Linked DNA regions of Mus musculus: region 2 is linked to region 1. The links are chromatin loops, found by intact Hi-C in ENCODE. Cell type or tissue: heart. All regions are shown on one strand. Links, peaks and the distances in the headings refer to the core of each region. The heading gives the core; the rest is flanking DNA.

The links. Hi-C counts contacts between places; a loop is a spot of excess contacts. Peaks named below come from ENCODE experiments on the same cell type or tissue, not always from the same donor. Only the 100,000 strongest peaks of a DNase experiment are listed, where the experiment ranks them.
Region 2: it touches region 1 in a loop (2.2-fold over the local background); 3 of 42 quality-filtered maps call a loop at or near these places.

Annotation. Positions count from the first base shown.
Region 1 is chr1:169,551,444-169,556,822 of GRCm38, forward strand. No RefSeq gene overlaps it. Among named protein-coding and RNA genes, the nearest start is that of Gm34624, 23 kb to the left of the region's middle. In heart, for the core only: no CTCF peak of the experiment used is centred there; a DNase peak (open chromatin) is centred at 2,228.
Region 2 is chr1:169,652,652-169,658,030 of GRCm38, forward strand. It overlaps Rgs5 (regulator of G-protein signaling 5), which reads left to right and starts at 2,850. Exons shown (of 5, transcript NM_009063.4): 1 at 2,850-2,970. The coding sequence starts at 2,927. In heart, for the core only: no CTCF peak of the experiment used is centred there; a DNase peak (open chromatin) is centred at 2,760; H3K4me3 peaks cover 1,160 bases; H3K27ac peaks cover 2,074 bases.

The sequences.
Region 1 (5,379 bases), core at 186-5,185:
GGATTCATCACACAAAGTGTTATAAGAGTCAAAGCTACTTTTTATTCTAAATATTCCTCTTGGCTACTCCTAGTGTTTTACTCTCTAATCCTTAAATCCTTGTGGCACTAGCTAGTAAATATCCGGGAATCCTCCTGGTTAAATGAAACTAACAGAAACATTCATTTTACAAATGTATGCTTATTGCCTCTTAGACATTATAATGGCATAGACAGTAGAAATACAAAAATAGGCATTTTGTGTACATGTGCAATTGTAAACAGCTGAACAACTGTACTGTCCTGGGGCCAGGGAAGTGTGCTGGCTCCCAGGAGGAAGTGACTAACCTCAAGAAGTCAGGAGAATCTTTACCGAAGACATGAATGACAGTTGAGCTAGTCTTTCCAGGAGGACTATTGAAGCTGTGTCAGCCTTTAATCGTTTGTTCAGACTGGTTCATGGCATTGCTGGTCCACATAGTTGTCAGGAGCCATCACAGGAGAAGTTTAAAACTAATGGGTGATCTTTCCGAGATGGGTTAAAATCTACAACAGCTCAGGTAGTTAAAGCACAGGAAAAAAAAATCCATTTTAGGAAAGCTTCCTGCTATTAATATGCTATTCCTGTTGTTATTATTAAATATATAACTCTCACTAGGTATTAGCCCACCCTTTTGAGCAGATTTCTGCAGACCTATGAAGAGGTACTATCTTGTGGTAATGCTATCTAGACAAATAGATAATAATTCTATAGAATTCCTGATTTGATTCAAATGCTTTTAGGAGGAAAGTTTTTAGAGATGGTCTTAGTTGCTAGGAAGATGTAATAAAGTTAGAATCAAGAATAGAATGTGCCCACTCCTCAGAATAGTAAGTAAACCCTGCATAAGAAATGCAATGATGTTTCATAATCACACTGATAAGAGAGATAGACTTGCAATTCTGTGTTCAAGAGAAAATGTTTAGGTCCAAGGATAAAGTCACGGGTGTGCACTATGATAAGGCAAGGGTATATAAAATCTGTTGCTCTGAACTTTTAATAAGTTATGATGAAACACTGCTTTGAACCTAATATTCACATCCTTCTGTAACTTCCATTTTATGTAACATTTTATCCCTGAGGTAATTTTCTAAAGAACTTTCTGTCTAAGAAGGTATAAAAAGATCAGAGGAAAGAAATAAAGTTGTTGGTTGTTGGTTGAATGATTTGGCTTGAAGAGCTTTTCCCCATCCATTCGTCTGCCCATCCATCTATCCTTCCTTCCATCCATCCATCCATCCATCCATCCATCCATCCATCCATCCATCCATCCAAATGTGTATGTCTGTTTGTCTATATGTTTGTGTGTACAGTATATGTGTATATGTGTAAGCATGCATGAATATTTGTGGAGTTGATTGGGACAGACGGTCAGTCGGGGGATTGGGCCCAGCCGGTGTGTGAGTGTATGAAGATTGACTGTATATGCATCTGGGCCTACTTGCCTGTTGTATACAGCATCTTAATTGTTTTCCTTTCCTTCCTCTCTGATTCACAGAGTTAACCAGGCAGGCCAGCGAAGGGCTTCTGGCTGCCTGGACAGAAAAGGAGCACTAGCAATAAATCCTTTCAGTTAATTCCCTGCTGCTAAACAGTATGTTTTAATTGCCAGATATTAATGCTTGTCAAAGCACAACTAATAAAGAGTTAAGTTTTTAGAGCTTCATGAAACACGGCACAAAAAAGAGTTAGTTTAGCCTGGCAGTGGTGGCACACGCCCTTAATCCCAGCACTTGGGAGGCTGAGGCAGGTGGATTTCTGAGTTCAAAGCCAGCCTGGTCTACAGAGTGAGTTCCAGGACAGCCAGAGCTACACAGAGAAACCCTATCTCCAAAAAAAAAAAAAAAAAAAAAAAGTTGTTTTTAGTGCTTAACAAAGCATAGAACAGTAAGAAAGAATTAAGTTTCCCTAGCTCTTATTTAAGCATAAAGAGTTAAATAAAGAACAGACCGTTATAATTAATATTTAATAAAGCAGATACTTAAAGAGAGAAGAAGCCAGTGTCTTTAGCCATAGAATTAGAAAGGAAGTTTTGAGAATCTTTTAGAAGTCATCAGCAGGCATTCAGCGGAGTTAGAGAGCTAGATGGCTAGAGACTGACCGACTTGAAAGCAAAGTCTGACCCTGTGTCCCACTTCAAGCCCATTCCAGGCCTGGCAGGCTCCCAGCACATAACGAGAAGATGAGGCAAGGGAGAGGCTGGAAAAAAGACCCTCGCTGATCATCCAGGGAAAGTAGCAGGGGTCATGGGAGAGAAGCACTGCCGGAAGTGGAAAATCGAGATAGTGACCAAAGTTCTTTTGCCTAGTCTGCCCTCCCTGCTCATCAGCACACCCCAGGGCTTTTAAATATTCATGTCACACATAGTAAGCAAAATTTCGCAGTGACCCGACTCTTAAGACGTTAGTTACAAAACAACATATACAAATGCTTAGAGCGTCAGTAGGCTAAGGTTTCACAGAGCTGGCGGTGCTAGCCTCAAGATGAGCACATAACCACACAGGTACAACATGTACACCCTCTCTCCTTCTGCTTCTAGAGCTCTCCTGGCAGGCTTCTGGTTTTCAAAAGGTCTAGTGGTGATGAGGTCTGTAATTGAATATCAGCTAGTCCTGAGACTGGAAGAAAGTCTTTGGAAATCTTAAAATTAAAAAAAAAAATCAATCTTAGAACTAGAATTTGGGGCGAATGACTGCTCTCATCAGACTATCTCTAATTAACAGTGATCTCAGATCACTTGGGTCATTCGTATGATGCCACCATCCCAGATCAGAAGTACACATTTGAAAGGCTTTCTTCAAAATATGATAAGGGGGTTGCCAGATAAAAGACAGGACTGGTGAGATTTCAATTGCAGGTAAAGCATGAAGATTTTCAATATAATAATGTTCCATTCCAAGTGGTATTTGAATTGTAAAATCTCAAAATATTATCCTTGTGTGTTCTGTATCCAAAATTAAAAGTTGACTATGCATTCCTAAAACTTTGTAAGTCTGGTATCCTCACTTCTGTATCCGCTTTCCTTTGGAAGGTAGGTACCGGAAAATGAAACTCTGAGTCACCCAAAGATCTCCAGAGCCAAATGAAACTCACACACGAATAAGGACTTTACAGGGTGAAAGGGAAGCCTTTGTAAGAACTATACGGAGAGACTGCTGTGAAACTTCACAGGAAGCTATTAAGAGCTACAAAAGCAAGAGGAATCTCCACTGGGCTGAGAAAGATGGGGAGGTTGAGACAGTGTGTGGAAGAGAGTGTGTGTGGAGGGGTTGATGTTACTCCAGAGAGCGCATGGCTGAAGAGAGGTGGTGGGAAAAGCAAAGGCAGAAGACAGCTGCTATTCAGTTTGACTCTGACCTATGTGGGTGAGGAACAGCAGAGAAAAGACTGGAAAGCTAAGGCAACCAAGAAATTGGAAAGGTAAGTGAGGCTCTAACCAAGAGAGCCAGGTCAGAGCTACAAGGACTGGAAATGGAAGCTTTGATGGGACAAGGAGTTTGACTTGGTGGTTTTTTTGATCCTTGATGAAATTGCACCCTGCTATAACAAGGAGAGGATCAAGATCTCCCCTACCTACCAACCTCTAAGGAAACTTCAGGCCATTCGTGCTGTCTTTAACATACATCTCAAGAAATATGATAAAGAAAATCATCTTTTAGGTGTAAAAAGAGCCTGAGTTCAAATCACATGCCACACCCCCATGATGTCATTTCCTGTCTCTGAACTGCAATTAACCTCATACGTAAAAGAGACTAGCAATGCTGGAGAGTATGAGTAACTTTTGGCACACAGGGGAGACTCACTACGAAACCAGGTCAGTTACCATTTTAATAATTACTCAGTCCCTTTAAGCCACTAGAGATTCTTACTTTATGTAATGAGTGTATTCTTAATAGGTAAAAAACTTTGTTTCCAAATACTCACATTAGTCTTTATAAGGAAGCGATGTTTAGGAGGGGAATGTAGCTCAGTGGTAGATATGTGTTCAGCATGCCTCGGGCCTGGGTTACATCCCAGCACCATAATGACAAAAATAAATGGAAAGAAGGGGCAAGGGGGCTGGGCACAGAGAGGAGGAGAGGAGAGCTTTTGAATGAAGAACCCCATATCTTTTTGAACTAAAAACAAAAACAAAACCAGCAAATTAGAAGTAAATATTTGGAATATTTGATCCAGATAATTTCCTTACATAGATTTGCTCAACACTAAAGACAACTGGATTTCCTTCCTAACTGGAAACCCTCACAGTCAGACTAGAGGACCCAAGAGGACCTTGTGCCTTTGCTTCATTCTGAAGGGAAACTCAGAACGTGATTATCATGGTCTGACTAAACCCTCTAAAAGCTGCAGCCAACTGGTGACTCAGAGTTCAACACATGCTGAACACTTGATGAGTTTAGCTGAACACTTGGCCTCAGGACCTGGGAAAGCCAAAATGATAAGCAGATAGTCACCGCATAGACTATTCTTTGTAAACACTCATCCTGGGGTCTGGAGGGATAGCTCAATGATTAAGAGGACTTGTTGTTTTCCAAAGTAGCCAAGTTTGGTTCCCCTATGGTGATTCAGTCATCTATAACTCAAGTTCTAGAGGATTTGATGCTCTCTTCTGGTCTCTGCAGGCACCAGACACCACACACCACACACATGTGGCACACACTTCATACATGCATACAAAACACACACACACACACACACACACACACACACACACAATATTCTGGATAACTGAAATTGTTCCTGGTTTTACTCCTGCCCCAAACTCCACCTCAGTCACCTCCATTTTTTTGTATAAAATAGGCTACAACAACAGAAATGTTGTCCAGTTAGCCAGAATGTTCTGTGCCAAGCCAAAGTCTGAAATCACCAGGGCTCAAATTGTGTTTATAGAGAGTATGTCTCCCTACTTTGGCATTTTTCACCCAAAACTAAGTTGCCAGTACCTGCCTTTATTCATCTCTTCTCCTCAGTGTGCCTTGCTGAATGCATAGAACAGGTTGGCAGCTGAAGAGGAAGTGCCCCTTGCCTTGCCCTTCCCATAGGCTTGCAGTTTGGTTATCCCAGTGCAAGCAGCTTGAGCTGTGTCCTCGCTTGTCCTCACACTTTGGGCCTAAGGTCAGTAGACGTGGGTAGAGCAAAGATGTGACACAGTAGAGTTCTCAGTTACTGCTATAGGGTAGGTGTATGATTCTAGCTGTCCCAGAAGACTGAATCTTCAGGTGTTCGCTTGGGTATCATTGTTTTTTGCACTGCTTTTCTTTGTTTTATTAATTCTGGATTTGTGTCTGTAGGGCTCCTACATAGACTAGCAGTGAGATAAAGCTGTTTCCCTCTGCCTGTATGAACTTCCTTGAGACTCAT
Region 2 (5,379 bases), core at 188-5,187, 100 kb after region 1:
GGCTTTATTGCTGTGAAGGGACACCCATGACCACAGCAACTCTTAGAAAAGAAAACATTTAATTGGGGCTGGCTGTCAGTTTCAGAGGTTCAGTCCTTTATCATCATGGTGGAAAACATGGCAGTGTACAGGCAGACATGGTGCTGGAAATGGAGGCCAGTGTCTTCATCTTAATGTGCAGGCAGCTAGGAGAAACTGTGAAACACTGGTCAGACTTGAGCTTCTAAGACCTCAAACCTGCCCCCAGTGGCACACTTCCTCTACCAAGGACACGCCTACTCCAACAAAGCCATGCCCCCTAATAGTATGGCTCACTATGGACCAAGCTTTTACATGCAAGAGTCTCCAGGGGTGATATCTATTCAAACCACGACAGAACCTAAACAACATTTTTAGCGTGCTAGGGCATTACCCATAGAACCAACAAGAAGGACCCCAGTTACCCCTAATCTTAGAGGTACTCCTATATCTCTTAGGGCTCCCTTAGAATTGGCCCAAAGGTTTTACTGACACTAACCTCTTGACATCTCTCCTTCCTCCCATCCAACATGGGATCAAATCAGACTAAGCAGGATGAATCTAATTGGGGTTATTGTCAGGTCCAAAGGAAACTCCATTTTCCCAGACTCTAAAACGAAGGGATAAATGGCTATCTGCGGTGCCTATTAACACATGCTGGCCTCCAGGATCACTTGGTCTCACGAGAACCTGTCACACATTCCAGAGTCCATGCTAGCTAGCATCCTGGCCCTTCTCACCCCCTCCACTCCCCTAAACTTCCCCAGCCCAAGGCTTCCCTCCCTGTGGCTACAGCTACTCATTGTCCTTAGTACCTTGATGTCTTCCATATGCTCAGTCTCTGTCTTCCTCTCTCAGTCACTCCCTCTCTGTCCCTGTCTCCCTCCTCCTCATCTCTGCTCTCCTTCTCTCTCTGTCCCTTTCTTCCTCTCAGCTCTGTTCCTGCTTCTGTCATGCCCAGGTCCAGTCTGCTGGGCATGTTCAGTTTAATTTCTCTCTCTGCTCTGGCCGCTTCTAGACACCCCTGGCTGTTCTCTCCTTCATAGCTACAATAAACCCCCCTTCTTACCCATACCATAGAGTGGCCGTGCTGTCAGTTTATACAGTTGCCAGGGACAGTGGAAAACAAACCATCAGATGCTTAATCATGGCTTCAGAGAACATTGTGCAGAGACAAGGAGGAAAGCTGTCAGGATTGAAATGGAGTCACACGGGGCAGAATAGTGGCTGCTTGAAATCTCACGACTTGGGAGGCTGGCAAGGAACAGAAGTTTGAGGACAGCCTGCATGTCATAGTACCAAGACACCTCTCTCTCTCTCTCTCTCTCTCTCTCTCTCTCTCTCTCTCTCTCTCTCTCTCTCTCCCTCCCTCCCTCCCTCCCTCCCTCCCTCCCTCCCTCCCTCCCTCTCCCTCTCCCTCTCCCTCTCCCCCCACCCCCAGACAGGGTTTATCTATATAGTACTGGCTGTCCTGGAACTCACTCTGTAGACCAGGCTGGCCTTGAACTCAGAAATCCGCTTGCCTCTGCCTTCCCGGCGCTGGTGTGCCACCACAGCCCTGCTCAAGACCCTTTTCAGGCTAACAGAATGCATTTGTTTGTTCCAGACTTTCCGAAAGAAGCTAAAACCAGGAGTTATGCAGAGACGGTTCTTAGCAGGGAGCTTGACACCCTGAGTGTATTCTAACCTTGGTTCCTTCTCCTGTTCCCTTTGGGGTTTTTGTTTTCAGTCACAGGCCTATCTCACCTCAACCCTGAGGTGTTAAAGCAAAGGGGGACCAGGAGGTTATGGACTTATCTGCCAGGAACAAACCTTCTAAGGAGACACTTGTGTTCCCCTCTTTGACAACCTGACTGCTGACTGTTAAAGAACTCCAAGCTATTACTGCCCCCTCCCTCTCCCCAATCTCCTTCAGGGAGAGGAAACGGCTGAAGCCCTGGGGGCATCCAGAACAGGAATTTGTCTCCTGGAAAAAAGATTTACAGCTTGTGCAATGACCTTGACCTTGTGTCAGACTGGCTTGTGGGAAAGACCCAATGTTGAGACATTAGTGGGCAGGGGAACCTCATTTTGCCTTTTCTCTTTAGCTAGGTGTGTCCCTTGCTTTCTGTTTATGCCCTCCCTCCTGTCAGGCCTGTAGTAGATAGACTAGGGTCACACTGAGCAAATCTCCTTTTTCTGCTCTTCACCATTAACTTGGCTCCCTTAATGGACTCACTGAAGAAAAGACCTGATTAGGACTTGTTGGGCACACAGGCTGTGACCCCCTAGGTCTAGTGAAGATGTGCCAGGGCAGTTGTTGCTTACACCTAACTGCACCAATGTAAGACACACCTGCATCATCAGAGCCTGGACTGGTCCTTTTACCTCGGAATTCCTAGCACCCATCTGAGTGCTCAGGAGATGAGAGATCCTCAGCTAAACACTCTCTCCACCGTGAAAAGAAGCCGTTTCCTCCCCTGTGAGTGGGTTTAGTGTTTGTATCCCAGGACCCTTGGCAGATCTGAAATGGCTCAGGGTACCTTGCTTTCAAAGAAAGCCCACATCGTCGTTCTGGCTAACGTCAAATTTCAGTCTTCAGGCACTAATGATCTTATCTCAGTTTAGGCTCCAACACAGCCCTAACTAAACAAACAAGAGACTGTGGGGACAGAAGCCACCAGAAACATGCCCCAGCAGTGCCTGAAGTCAGGAAAGACTCCCAGCCCCCACCGAAGGCAAACTGCTGCTGAGCTCCAGCCCACAATTTTCGCCCAGGCTGCTGATTGGTCCTCGGAGCCACGGAGCTGTGAGAGAGCTTGTATATATTCCTCAAAGGGAAAGGCTGCCCCAGATTATTGAAGTTTCCACAGACGGTCAGCTGTTGAGAGGTTCGTGCTCAAGTTGAGGATCTAAGCCGCCAGCCAAAATGTGTAAGGGACTGGCAGCTCTGCCGCACTCATGCCTGGAAAGGTGAGAACTGAAATTCTTCAGTGTAGGAGATGAAAATGTGGTGAGCCTTCACTCAAGGGAGGATGCCCAGAGGCTCTGCGGGATGGGGTCCCGCTGAGATGAAACTGATGCTTGGTAATAGACTTGGCTTTGTCTTGTCTGTAGCAGTACTGAGATTTGGAAAGATCTGAGCTAGAGATTCAAAAGGAGATAATCCATGGTCATTTAATATACAGAGTACCAGAGCGCTGTTCCCCCCAACCCCCAGAGGGTGTGTGTGTGTGTGTGTGTGTGTGTGTGTGTGTGCGCGCTAGAAAGAAGGTAACTCCCAACACCGAAAAATAAAAGTATCTGGGTTTGAATTCTGTCTCCCCTACATATTTCCTGGGTAGCTTGAAGCAATTTCTTTAACCTCTCACTTTGCACATCTGTAAAGTGGAAATGGGAAGCATGTCTATCTCACAGGGTGGTTTTGAGGACTGAGTGAGTGAGTGGTCATGTGTGGGAAGTGCTCAGAAGAATGTCTGACACAGTAAACTGTGGGAAAAGTGATCTTCATTCACACAGAGAGATTGGGGTAATGAGGACTCTGCAGGCAGTTTGCAGTGGGGCAGAGGGGGCTTCCCATTATTCCCTATTCATTAGATAGGAGTAGCTTGGTTACTGGGGGAAAAAAAGTCCCTGAGACACAGGGTTTGTCTATTACCTGGAGCTCTGAGACACATGGTTGTCTAGGACTGTGTTGTGGTCTATAGAAAAATCCTATATCTAAAGTCGTCATCTTACTACAAACTTAACAACCCAATACCCGACATGATCTGTGTAGGTAGAAAGGTTCTGCTCTGTAGAGTCCTGATTGATTTTACTTTGACCCTCAACCATTAAAGGGAGTAAAACTGATTCTTGCACAGCCTCCTCTGTCCCCAAGGGTCAATGTCTGTCTGAGAAAGTCATACTGTTTAATGGGCCACCAAAGACTTTTACCTATTTAAAATGTCACATTTTCTTTGACGTTTTTCATTACAGCAATAAATTTTAAGTGATTTTTTTAAAAGAAGAAACAATGGAACATATTCCCTAGAGTCAGAGATGTAAATGTTTTAAATAGATGAAGATAGAAGGAACCAATAGCAGTGACATCTGTAGCTGTATCCACCAGACCAGGGGGAGAGAAGTGGATTCCAGGACTGGGAATTGTTCATTATTCCCACACCCCATGCCTCCCACCTCTCCTACAGAGAGCTCCAGATAGGTGCAGTGCTTAGAACTGAGTGGCATCCCAACTTCTTTGAAGACCAGATGATCCACCTTTGCTTTCTCTCCAACTGTGAGAGTCACACGTTGATCGTTGACCGTGCACAGCATAGAGGGATGAGTGAGCATGGTGAGCCTTTAGCTTACTTGGTATTTGCGTTGAACATCATTAATGCAGTGGATGGAGCTTACATCATTACACTGGGTGAACAGTTGATGCTGTTTATGTGATAGTCTGCAAGGGTTGGGGCATCTTGATATTGTTACTCCTCTTGCCCTAAGTTTTTATGGGAATAATATAGTTTTTAGAGAGCTATAGTGGTGGTATTTTTGCAATTATTTCTTTTACTATCATGTATTGGATTCATTAGCAACATTGGAATTTATTTATTTTTACATTTATCATTTATTCACTAAAGCTGGGACTTTCCAGTTGGGGACTGGTGTTGTTCTTGCTGGAAATGTATGCATTTGAAACCCACTGTAGCTGATAACACATCGCGGAATTCATAATGTTAAGAACACAGCAAACTAATAATGTAGAGGAGAGGCCACTGAGAAACTGTGGATTCTTACTGATGAAACCGTTTCAGTTATTTCAAGCCTGTGCACATCTCTTAGGCATTTGGATGACAAGCCACACCCTGCTCACAGGATAGTGTGCCCCAGGTAGGAAGGTAAATGAGGATGCACATCACGGAGTGCTATGGACCAGCAGGGAGGAATAAATGCAGAGTACTACTAGAAGTCTAAGACTGAGGACTGGATGGGCCTCAGAGCTTTTGATAGTTGGGGAGGACTTCACAAGGGGTTAAGAAAATGATGCTTAAACTACTGTTACAAGGCAGAAGAGTCAGGCATGTCTGTGTAGGAGAAAGAGATGTGAGGGATGCCTTTAAGGCCAAGGGGACAGGCTGCAAATACAAACAAGGACATAAGAGGGTACAGATAGTTTGGCCAGTGTTAATATAACCTGTACCAGCACTCAGGCAACATATGTTTTTGTTGTGTGTCCACTGTGAGGACATCCCATCACTGACTCTCAAGGTCCTTCCTCTGTTGGAGTCTACCACCTCCCATCAGCACCTCCTGCAGAGCAAGCATTTTGTGTGGATCTTTGGGGAGGCATTTAAGATACAAACCACAGCAGGGCTTAGTGGGTGGTTCTTATGGGAC